3 separate regions of the Homo sapiens genome follow, and all the other regions are linked to region 1. The links are chromatin contacts, found by Hi-C in ENCODE. All regions are on one chromosome and are shown on one strand. The core of a region is the stretch at or near the end of the contact, and the rest is flanking DNA. Distances in the headings are between cores, read along the strand shown. Region 1 holds the start of ARL6 (ARF like GTPase 6). Region 2 holds the start of TFG (trafficking from ER to golgi regulator). Region 3 holds the start of LNP1 (leukemia NUP98 fusion partner 1).

The links. Hi-C counts contacts between places; a loop is a spot of excess contacts on that map. Pooled maps may share reads with other maps.
Region 2: a map of CD8-positive, alpha-beta T cell shows a loop between it and region 1 (33-fold over the local background). The contact joins the promoter of TFG here to the promoter of ARL6 in region 1. A Hi-C loop is called at or near these places in 3 of 168 maps with a recorded cell type or tissue (CD4-positive, alpha-beta T cell and CD8-positive, alpha-beta T cell) and 8 of 50 pooled maps.
Region 3: a map of naive thymus-derived CD4-positive, alpha-beta T cell shows a loop between it and region 1 (29-fold over the local background). The contact joins the promoter of LNP1 here to the promoter of ARL6 in region 1. A Hi-C loop is called at or near these places in 2 of 168 maps with a recorded cell type or tissue (CD4-positive, alpha-beta memory T cell and naive thymus-derived CD4-positive, alpha-beta T cell) and 7 of 50 pooled maps.

The regions. Positions count from the first base shown.
Region 1 is chr3:97,763,183-97,766,659 of GRCh38, reverse strand. It overlaps ARL6 (ARF like GTPase 6), which reads right to left and starts at 1,902. Exons shown (of 8, transcript NM_001278293.3): 1 at 1,683-1,902. RefSeq lists enhancers at 1,745-1,854, 1,570-2,069, 1,895-2,434, 2,070-2,571.
Region 2 is chr3:100,707,790-100,711,266 of GRCh38, reverse strand. TFG (trafficking from ER to golgi regulator) reads right to left here and starts at 1,773. Exons shown (of 8, transcript NM_006070.6): 1 at 1,546-1,773. RefSeq lists enhancers at 423-1,313, 1,314-2,205 and a silencer at 1,447-1,676.
Region 3 is chr3:100,400,025-100,403,501 of GRCh38, reverse strand. It overlaps LNP1 (leukemia NUP98 fusion partner 1), which reads right to left and starts at 1,963. Exons shown (of 4, transcript NM_001085451.2): 1 at 1,063-1,963. It overlaps TOMM70 (translocase of outer mitochondrial membrane 70), which reads left to right and starts at 2,413. Exons shown (of 12, transcript NM_014820.5): 1 at 2,413-2,876. The coding sequence starts at 2,553. RefSeq lists silencers at 1,945-2,024, 2,635-2,714 and enhancers at 2,085-2,174, 2,185-2,234, 2,285-2,394, 3,076-3,477.

The sequences.
Region 1 (3,477 bases), core at 653-3,152:
CAATAACAGGCTTCCAAGACAACTGTATCTAAAAGGAGGTTGCATAGTCAACATTTTGCTTAGGCCTTTTGGGATATGATTATGGGTAGAAATTTCAAAACTAAATTTCAGTGATGTGCAGAGAAGAGATGGAACAGTGCCATGCCAAAAGGTGAGGCCTATTACAGAACCACGTTTGTCTTTCCCCAAGGATGAGTTTGACCTCAGGTACTTCCATTTGTGCCACTTCAATCTGCTTTTCTCCTTGTATCAGAGATTCAAATCTTATTCAGTCCATTTCTTTAAATTACAGCTTAAGGACCAGCATTTGTAAAATCTATTTTAAATTAACCTTCTGATGTCATGAAGCAATTCACACATACCATTTGATTTCAAAGTAAATTTGCTATTACTCACTTTATTTACTGCATAAACATATTGATATAAATGCTTATATCTTGTTCTCCATTTCATAATTTAGAACTTATGTTTTAAAAACGACAACTTCTCACATTTTCCCCCCTTTAAGCATCTACTATAAAGCACTGAGTGTTTAAAGCCTGATGCTTGAATATTCGTTTTTCACAGTACCTTGTATTGTGACTTTCCATCACTTTTCCATGGATTATCACTTGATACTTGTTAATGAAATATTTTGGGACACACAATTTAGAAGAGCAGGCAGTTTTTCTAAAAGAGGTAATCACATTTATTGAAATTGCTTTATAAACAACTATCATAGAGCCTTTAAACTTCTACGTTTCAAGTAGTTATAATTTTCCTTCCATAAGTTGACTTTCTGCATGCATAAATAAAAGATAATTGAAGCCAGTCAATATTTGTTAATCGTGTCTTAAGTGTGCAGCGAGAGACACAACTGTTTTCTGCAGCTTCCTACTCTGATAGCCATGATTCTCAACCCTGGCTGCACTCTGAAATCAATTGCTGAATCCGAATTTTTGAAAATAAGATCAGGGCATCTGTAGTTTTAAAAGCTACCCAGTGTTTCTGATGTGAAGTTACTATTGAGAACTACTGGCTTTCAGAATAAAGCCAGTAGTTTCAAACTTCCAAGCACAGCTTTTAAGGTTGTCCACAATCTGGCTCCAATCTTCCTTTCTTGTTTCTTATCTTACTGTAACCCTCTCTTTGCACACCAGCCAAATTCTCTTGGTTATTGTCTGACAGACTGTTTCCTAAAGGATTACATATTGCCAGAGAAGTCCAGAAGAATTAGGATGTTATCCACAGTTAACAGCTTAGAGGGTAAGCTGCAGAGACAGAGTGGTAGCCCAGAGAAAACACCACGAATGATACTTAGTAAACTCTGTAAAGTGTTTGTTGATTGAAATGTTGCCTACTTTTATTACCCCAAATAAACATTCTTATTCGGCTTTCAGTTTTTTATGATATAATTTAAATTACACTTACACACACACACACACACACACACACACACACACACACACCCCCAATACACGGGTCTAAGTTGAGCATTGTTAAAACCCATCAACCAAACATACGTCCAAACCAGTTTAGTAAGTTTTCTAGGGCCTCTATAACTCACCTTCTTTTCTACTTCTCATACATTAGCAACAACTACACGCGTGGAGTGAAAAACATGGGAAAGACCAAAGAGGAATTCTAAAACTGACGGGGACAGAGGGTGGCGCTGGCTTTAAAAACCGGCGTTGAGGAGATACCTGGTTTTTGAGGTTAGTCCGGAGGGCGCAGGAGCTGGCAACAGGAATGGACGCACTCGTATCGGTCTCCGGGATGGAAATCTGGTGCGAGGGTCCCTCAGCCTTCTTCTCGATGCCTACATGGGAAGGATGCCTGGTAATGAGCAAAGCCGTCTCTAGAAGTTGGGAAAACCGGCAGCCTCTGCAGCAGTCTGTGCATCAGTCGCTGAGCAGGCGCCTTGGCAGGCACCGTTCCCTTGGCAACAGGAGCTTCTTCCGGTCCTGAAGCCACGCCTCCCCGGGGGTCCTGGCGATTCAGCCGTTGTGCTATAGCTTCTGGGATTGAAGAGCTCCGGGAAAAGGTCAGAGGCGCGCCGAGGAACTATACATTGAAGAAAAATGTGTGCACAGGTGGCAGGGTGAGCTGCCTATTTCCTGCGAGGAGCCGGGCAGTTCCCGGCGTAGCATCATGGGAGTTGTAGGCTCGCGCACAGCTTTCTGGGAAGCGTTTGGCGTTCGCGTGTGCTGCGTGTTTGTCGCTCGGCCCTGGTCTTCCTGGGGATCCAAGAGGCTGGCGCTGGGTGTGGCGCGGAGAGTGTCGTTACCGGGCACCAGCGTAGCGTTGTGGCAACGACTGCAAGACGATACTGTCCCCCCTGGGGCAAGATGTGCGCCGGAGTTCCCCAGTTGCCCATCGCACCGACTCTTCTCTGGGTTCTGATAGGCCTCCCACCCTGAGTCCCTGTAGAGGTAAAACTGTTAATACAGGAAGGTAGAGGGGAGAACTGGTGTAAAAAGTCAAAAGGTGTTATTCGGCTAATAAAGTATGCCTGTACCCCTGCTTCTTAGTTGTGTGGTCTCCCGAAGAGATTTCTACCAGGCATAATCTCCTGTGAGTAGATTACAGTCTCCAGAATCAAATCGGCAGGTGGTCAGGAAAGGTATTAATAGTCAATACTTAAAGTTGACCACCTTCTTAAATTGCACTTGGATTTTATAGTCATAGTCACAAATGGTCTTCAAATAGAAAATATTTAGGCATACCCTTCCCCACATCTTTTATTACTGCGTTTTCCAACGGACACATTACAGATGCAGTCATTTTAAAGATCTAGCCTTTCAATCTGCCCAACTCCACTAACCTCACCCCCAGCGAATGGCCTCATTCTTCAAATAGGGGTTTGTATCTCTTCATTTTTTTTGTTTGCATGGGTGTAGGATTTCCGACCCCCTGCCCCCCACCGCGCGACCCTTTTCAACTAGCTAGTGTATGTTTACTGCACTGCCTGTTCTTTGGCCTGTCAATTCATTTGGCCTATTAAATGGACTAGGAGGGTGCAAAAAGAGACTAGAAGGAATTATTTCAAAGTAATATGGTAGGGGGGACGGTTGTAAGCGTGTGATTATGGGGTGATTTATCTTTTGTCACTTCTCCAAATTTCCAAATGTAATTGTCATTTTTACAGCGAAAAAACAAAAGCGGCTCTGGATTAGTGATTCTTGTTGAAAGACAAAAACAAAACAAAGACCCTATGGATGCATATCAACATATAAATGTCCTTGTAAAAATGGAGTATGGAAATACATTCTTTCTTACTGTGTGGTCTTAGCCCAATTTACCCTTCTCCGTGCTTCTATCCTCACCTTCAAAAATATAGTATTTATCTTATCTGGTAGTTCTGAGTATTAAAGATAACAGAAATACAGATGTTTGGCACATATTTATTGTTCAATAAATAATGTCCTGTCTTCTTTTGTCTTGAGCTTTTTATTGTGTAAACAAAATTGACCCAAACCGTAACTATGGTGGTTCTTT
Region 2 (3,477 bases), core at 524-3,023, 2.9 Mb before region 1:
GCCAGTTGTCGTGGCGCACGCCTGTAATCCCAGATACTCAGGAGACTGAGGCAGGAGAATCGCTTGAACCCGGGAGGCGGAGGTTGCAGTGAGCTGGGGGATCACGCCACTGCACTACAGCCTGGGCGACAGAGCCAGACTCCGTCTCAAAAAAAAAAAAAAATTGAGTCACGTATACTTTCTATCTGCCGTGTTTACCTGCAAATTCACTTTTTGTGTTTCCTATTGACTGTAAACATCTTGTGGCCAGGAACCAGTGCTTCTTTCCTAAAGCTGTCGTTTGCTCTTGCAGTCATCTCCCCAGAGTAAACACAAAAGTATCTCAAAAGTAAGTGTGCAACAAAACTTTCCCTTCAAGGGGAAATCCCAACCCAACATTACTTCACATACAGAATTCTGGTACTCATTTTCTCTTCCAAAGTAGAGACTGGTATTAACTAGTTCCTAGAACTGCCAGTAGGAGCCCTACGACAAGCTCTTCTCCCATCTTGTCCTTGCCCCGCCCCCTCTGAAGTCCAGAAATGACTCGGCTTCTAACTTGTATAATATAACCCTCTACCAGGTACACTTTTCTCAGCACTGGGAATAATCTGACACGCCCAAGGTCATATAAAAAGCCTGCCTCCTGAACCAGGTTCTAGGTTCGGCGGACAAACTTCTGGTTCTACTACCTCTAAGGGTAAGACCCTGCTCAATTTCAGAGGCTGTGGCTTAAGCACCTCCTGAGGGGAGCAGTTTCCTTCAAGAAATACTAAGCCAAGTCAACCTGTAATTATTCTAAAGAATGCCAAGAGGCCTCAAACCCTGCCTCAAAGGCAGTGCAGCAAGACGGTAAAGATTCTCACTACTAGCTATGTGATCTTAAGTCCTCCAAGGCTCACTTTCATCACATTCGAAATGAAAACAACCATATCTGAATTTGGAGGAATCCTTGTGATGATTAAATGAGACAGTGCATCCAAAATACTTACTGTAGTGTCCAGCAAAGCAAACTCTTAAAGTTAGCTAGAATCATCACTATAAACCAGGCTGGGCCTCCAGCCGGCGCTTGATTAAGCGCTGACTTAGCCAAGGAACTAGGCTCCGATTCTATGACCCCAATCAACTTATTCCCGTAGGCGCCACTCCACACCCTTCCGAGCTCCTTCGGGTATTGGGCGCCGGCCGCCCCAAACCTCCCAAAGCCCCTCTCCTCTCAATCCAAACGCTTGGAGGCAGGCTGCACCAAGGCATTAGCTGGCGCACTCCCCTCCCGGAGCCCCCCAGGCGCGCCTCCTGGCCACCGCAGCCAGGGGTTGCCTCTCTCCCCTCCCCCTCCGCGACCTCCCTTCCCCTCCCCCCATGCAAGGCCCCGCCCGCCCTCCCCCCCGGCCTCGTCCTCCCTCCCACCCCCTCCTCCCTCCCACCCCCTCCTCCCTCCAGCCCCTTCCCACAGTGCCTCCGACCCCAGCTGCCGCGCGGTTCGAACGAGGCCCTCCCAGCGCCTCCTAGTCTCCCGGCCTCCTCGGACAGAGCGCCCGCAACCCCCGTCTCCAGTGGCCATACCGGCTTGCGGAGGCCGCGGCCGCCGCCTCTCCGCAGGTCTCCGCTGAATGGGCGGACGCGAGGCCACTGGACTGGGGCGTCGCGGGGAGGCGGTGGTCACGGCCCCCTCGGTTGCCCTTCGCGACCGCCGCACCTCGCTCGCAGGCTCGCGCGGGCCCCGGCCAATCGCGCTGACCCAACAAGCCTAGCGAGAACTTGGGCTCTGTACGTGGCAGGTGGGGGAAGAACAGAGGCGGGAGCAAGAAAAAAAAAAATGTCCTTTCGCCCCTCCTTATTGCGCGTGGACATACCCAGGACGCATGCGCGACGGCGCGAGGCGCAGGGCTGGCTGGGTCCCGGCTGCCTAGGCCGAAGAGTCCCTGCTTTCTCACTGGATGACGGGATTTAGGAAGCGTGAGCTGCCCCGATGCACGCATGCGCGGGGCGTGACCACGCACTTCCGGTTTTCTCGAAAGCGGGTATTTCCGTTTCTCGCCAATGGGCGGGGCGTAGTGCGCTGTTCTAAACTTTTTGAGAGTTGGTTGCAGTAGACGTCTGTCCAACTTTAAGTGGTTTTTGTCGTTATTGTTGACCATTGTAGTAACAGCTGAAAAAGAAAAAACCTTTTCTTCTATAAATCCATTCATTCATTATTGGGAGCCTATGCTTTGCCAAGCCCGGTTCTAGGAATGGGGGTGAATCATTTTGTGAGCAAGGAGTTTCCAATTAAGCAGGGAAGACCTACAGCGTTTATGAGCAAGGAAAATCTGTAACTGTGTAAAGGACAAAAGCTGGGAAATTAAGGCTAAAGATTCCTGAGTGATTTTTAGAGGATAAGGCATTTGAGTGTGTCCTACGTACTCTTCCCTTCTCCCTTACCTGTTCAAATAGAAATACAGTATGAGTAAGTAGGAATTTATAGCCAAGGGGTGGAAGTCGGTCAGTGGATGGAAAATTACTAAGAGGAAATATCAGGGGCAAGGGAGATTCTGGCTAAACCAACACAACAGGATTCTAGACGAAGATAGGCCAGGATAGCAGACATCACCTGGGGGTGGTGGAGGATGAGGAACCCCATCAAGGGTGAGGGATTCTCACTACACTGCCTTAACAAGGTTCTTTGCTGAAACTGAGTTTTACAAGAAGATGCACAGATGGTCCTAGGAGAAGGCCCAGGAGCCCGAAGTTTGGCCAAACGGAGAATGTTTGTCACTTCTAAGGTGGAGACTAAGCTGATAAATAAAGCATTTAGACCCTACCTGGTCTCCAGTTGTTTACCAGTTATAAAAGAAAAACTTAAGCTGAATTAAATTTAAAGGAGTTTAATTGAGCAGTGAACGATTTCACGAATTGGGCAGCCCCCAGAATCACAGCAGATTAAGAGACTCCAGCAGAGCCACGTGGTGGAAGATTTATAGACAAAAAAAGGGAAATGAGGTACAGAAATTGGCAGTGAAGTACAGAAACAGCTGGATTGGTTACAGGTTGGCGTTGGCCTTATTTGAACACTTAGCAGTCTATGAGTGATTGAAGTGTGGCGGCTGGAATTGGCCAAGACTCGCTTATTGTAAGAGACGCATACTTCTAAGTTAGGTTTTCAATCTTGTCTGTTAAGCTAGGTTACAGTTCATCCACAAGGATTCAAGTATAGATGTATGGAGTCCTTCTCAGGCCATATTTAGTTTGCTTTAACACCAGATACTCCTAAAGGACCTGGAGTAAATTCTGGTGTTTCAGGGTGAGAAGCTACGTTCTTTTACAACCATAAGTAGTGTGATCTTTTTCAGTTATAAGTCTCTGAAACTTCTGTTTGAGAGTGAAATAATGTAAGTTTACACTGTTCACTTCTGATTTGTATTTTCCAACAGTTGTATTGACCTTTGAGCAATTGTTTGCAGGGATAAGGGAGTGGAGTACTGCAGAAGAAATGAAAAACAGTTCCTAATTGCTCTC
Region 3 (3,477 bases), core at 714-3,213, 2.6 Mb before region 1:
CAAGAGCGAAACTCCATCTCAAAAAAAAAAAAAACTCAGGTCTTCCACAACCTAGTCCATTAGACTATCTCATTTAACTGCCTCCTAAGATACAGATCAAAGGTGAAGAAAGCTTCTTCAGTTGAGTTCCACTAATCTACCAAGAAAAAGATAATGTCTATGTTCACATATACAGAACTTTAATTTTTTAGAAATGAAAGGCAGTATTTTACTTCTTTACTTTAAAATTTAGAAAAACTGAGAACTAATCATCAAATATCTATTGCTTTGTAACAAACATCAAAAGAACTTTAAATATTCTCTAATTAAATCTTTACTATAGCCTGAGAGGTAGATGTTTTCACCATTTCACAGATTAGAAAAACATGCATCAGATCAGTAAGGTCCCAAAGCCAGTAAGCGACACTCTATTTGGCTCTACAGTACCATCAATTAGGAAATGGAGGAGAAAATGAGAGAATAGCATAGGCTAGAGAATGGAAATGAGATGTTTATCAAAGTATAAAAGTAACCAGAACAGATTCGTTTACTAATGCCAACCTTAAAAATAAAGCCAAACAAAATCAGGCCTTTAGATAAATATTAATCCAAAAAATGTTTCAAGAAAATAACACCGATTCCCTTTGGAGAGGGGAACTGTGCAGCTGAGGACAGGGACTGAAGGAAGACTTTTCACAGTAAACTCTGTAACTTTTGGAGTTTAACCGTAACAGTGTATTGCTTACTCCAATAAATAAGAAAAAGGTTTAAAAAAAAAACTTCAAATATGTTTTAGTTCCTATCAAGTTTGTAATTGTTAGCACTCTACAATCCTCCAAGAGGCCACAGCAAAACTGAAATTTCAGAAAAAAAAAAAAATCCTAACTTGTGTTCTGAAAAAGGCAAGGCAGAGCTTATATTAAGGGGCAGAAAATTTGCCTTTGGGGATTGGGGGATCAGGAGGGGAGAAAAGCCTATTGCCTGCAACGATCAACTCAATTCCACTGCTATTTTTAGCCCATTTTTTTAGTCTGTTGCTAAGAAACCCTATTGCCTGAAGGCAATTTACTAATAGGAACTTACATGAAGCAGGAGAAACCGGTGATCCTGAAATTCTTTCCAATTAGGCCATTCTATTTTAATCAGTCCATTCTGGTGCCACTTGATAAAATATCTCCTTTCAATCTTTATGTAGCTCTACTGTGATGTTGTTGCACTTAACAGCAAAACAATCATTTATGAAATCTTAATGTAAGGCTTCTGCAAACCAGTATACCAGAAATGGAGAACCATAGTTCTGGACTCTGATTTTTCTATTAATAGTTGTCTTCATGAAAATACCGTGTATTCCAAACAATACCTTGCAAGGTAATTTTATATTTTAAGAGATCTGGTGCAGAGCATCGGAAAAAGAGTTGATAAAGCTATTATAGATAAAAAGCTGTGAACTGAAATTACGATTTGGGAATGAGACGAGAAGAGGGCTGAGACTGCTACTGCAAAACAACCCGGGGGGCGTGCGGATCAGAGCGAGATGTGGGCTGACGCAGAAATCAGCTCAAGATACAAATACGCCAAGAAAGGCTCGAAGCCGGCGGGAACCCTGACGCTTCGCATTTCTACCAACTCAGTTTAAGAAACCCCTAACAACGCAGATGTCATCGCTTCGTTAATTGGTGCCGACGATGAGCCACAGCGACCACGCTCAAACCGTTTCGACTGCAGCCAACCTAGATGTGCCATTTCCACCTAGTCTTCTGCCATCGCTATCTCCCCTATAACCTCAAATTCGTCCAAACTAAAATCTCGCTATGTTAGTGATAAGAAGTTCAGTGATGCAGCAGCCTTCTTCAGCGGTGAGCTCTTTCCTCACACATCTTTAAAAGTCCTTCTAATCCGTTGGTTTCTCGGGCACGCGGGCAGAAAACCGTGCTAACGGCCACAGAGGTTCAAGAGGTGCCAACGTGGCTATAACTGGAAAACTGGATCCGAAATCGACCAGTAAACTGGGTAGCTCGGTCTACGCCCCGCCCACCACCCTTGCTAGCCAATAGCCTTCACAACTCTTCTGCCACTCCCGCCCATTCCAGTGCTGTGCCGCTGCTTTTTCTTCCACTCGGATCTCTTGAGCGCCCTTAGCCCGCTGTATACGCGCCCCTCCTCGGCTTCAGTAGGCAAGAGGGCCATCTGCCCTTCTTTCCTGAAGGTAGAGGGGACAACACCAGCTACGACGGGGACTCCAGAAGTCCATCTCCCGAACAGCAGCGGGGCGAAAAGAAAGAAAAAGGGTTTCCGAAGACTCCTACTCACACCCACGCTTTCCCTTAACCCGGAAGTGATTTCCGCCCCTCCTCTCCCTCTTCGGTTGATACTGGAGGAGAAGGACGGCCAGGTCTGGCCCGGCATGCCCTGGGCTTCCGGTGACCTCTGGCCCTTTTCTGTCGTCCGCTCTCTCTGCCTAGCGTGCTCGCTCGCTCATTGCTTTCCTTCCCTCCCTCGGTCTTCCTTCGCACGCTGTTTGGTGATTGTGGCGCTCGCGACAGACAGGGAGGCGGTGGCAGAGGACACTTGTCATGGCCGCCTCTAAACCTGTGGAGGCAGCGGTGGTCGCAGCCGCTGTACCGAGCTCCGGGAGTGGGGTGGGCGGCGGCGGGACTGCGGGCCCGGGCACGGGGGGGCTGCCGCGATGGCAGCTGGCTCTGGCGGTCGGGGCACCCCTGCTGCTGGGCGCGGGTGCCATATACCTGTGGAGTCGGCAGCAACGGCGCCGGGAGGCCAGAGGCCGGGGCGACGCCAGCGGCCTGAAGCGCAACAGCGAACGGAAGACCCCGGAGGGCAGGGCCAGTCCGGCCCCGGGCAGCGGACACCCTGAAGGTCCCGGTGCTCACTTGGACATGGTGAGAAGCAGCCCCAGGCCGTAGAGGAGGAAACTGGCTCGTGCAGCTTTTCCTTGGCGGGTTGTGTCAGTGAGGGGGCTTCCCATCAGACGGAAGCTGCCAAGCGGCAGCACAACACTTGGGTTTAGGGAGACTCATTTCTGGCTGCCAGTGGAGGGCATAGAGTAGCTCGATGACAGGTTACTGGCATTCTTTGACAGTTTGCTTTTGGTTTCAGAAAAATCCTTTGCTTTTCTTCTCAGTGACACAGCATTTATCCCTAGTGTTGTAGATGGGAGTGGGGCATTTGCAAATGTGATGATTGTATTTAATAAGTGAAGGAAGCTAAATTCGATTAACAATTGGTACATCGTGATACGAACTGTTTCTGTGATTTCCAAAGCCTACAACCTAATCGCTAAGAGCCTTTTAATAATGAGCCACTCCCCCTTTTGGAGTGTGTTTTTGCTGGGGGTAAGTGGGCAACTACAGTGACGGTTAGTTGACAAAAGCAAAACAAAAACAAAAACGATTAGATGGCTTTCTACATAGAAAAAGAAAGACTACACAGGTTCTAAAGAGTGAAATGGTGTTCAGTGGCATTTGTTTTACAGCCTCTGAA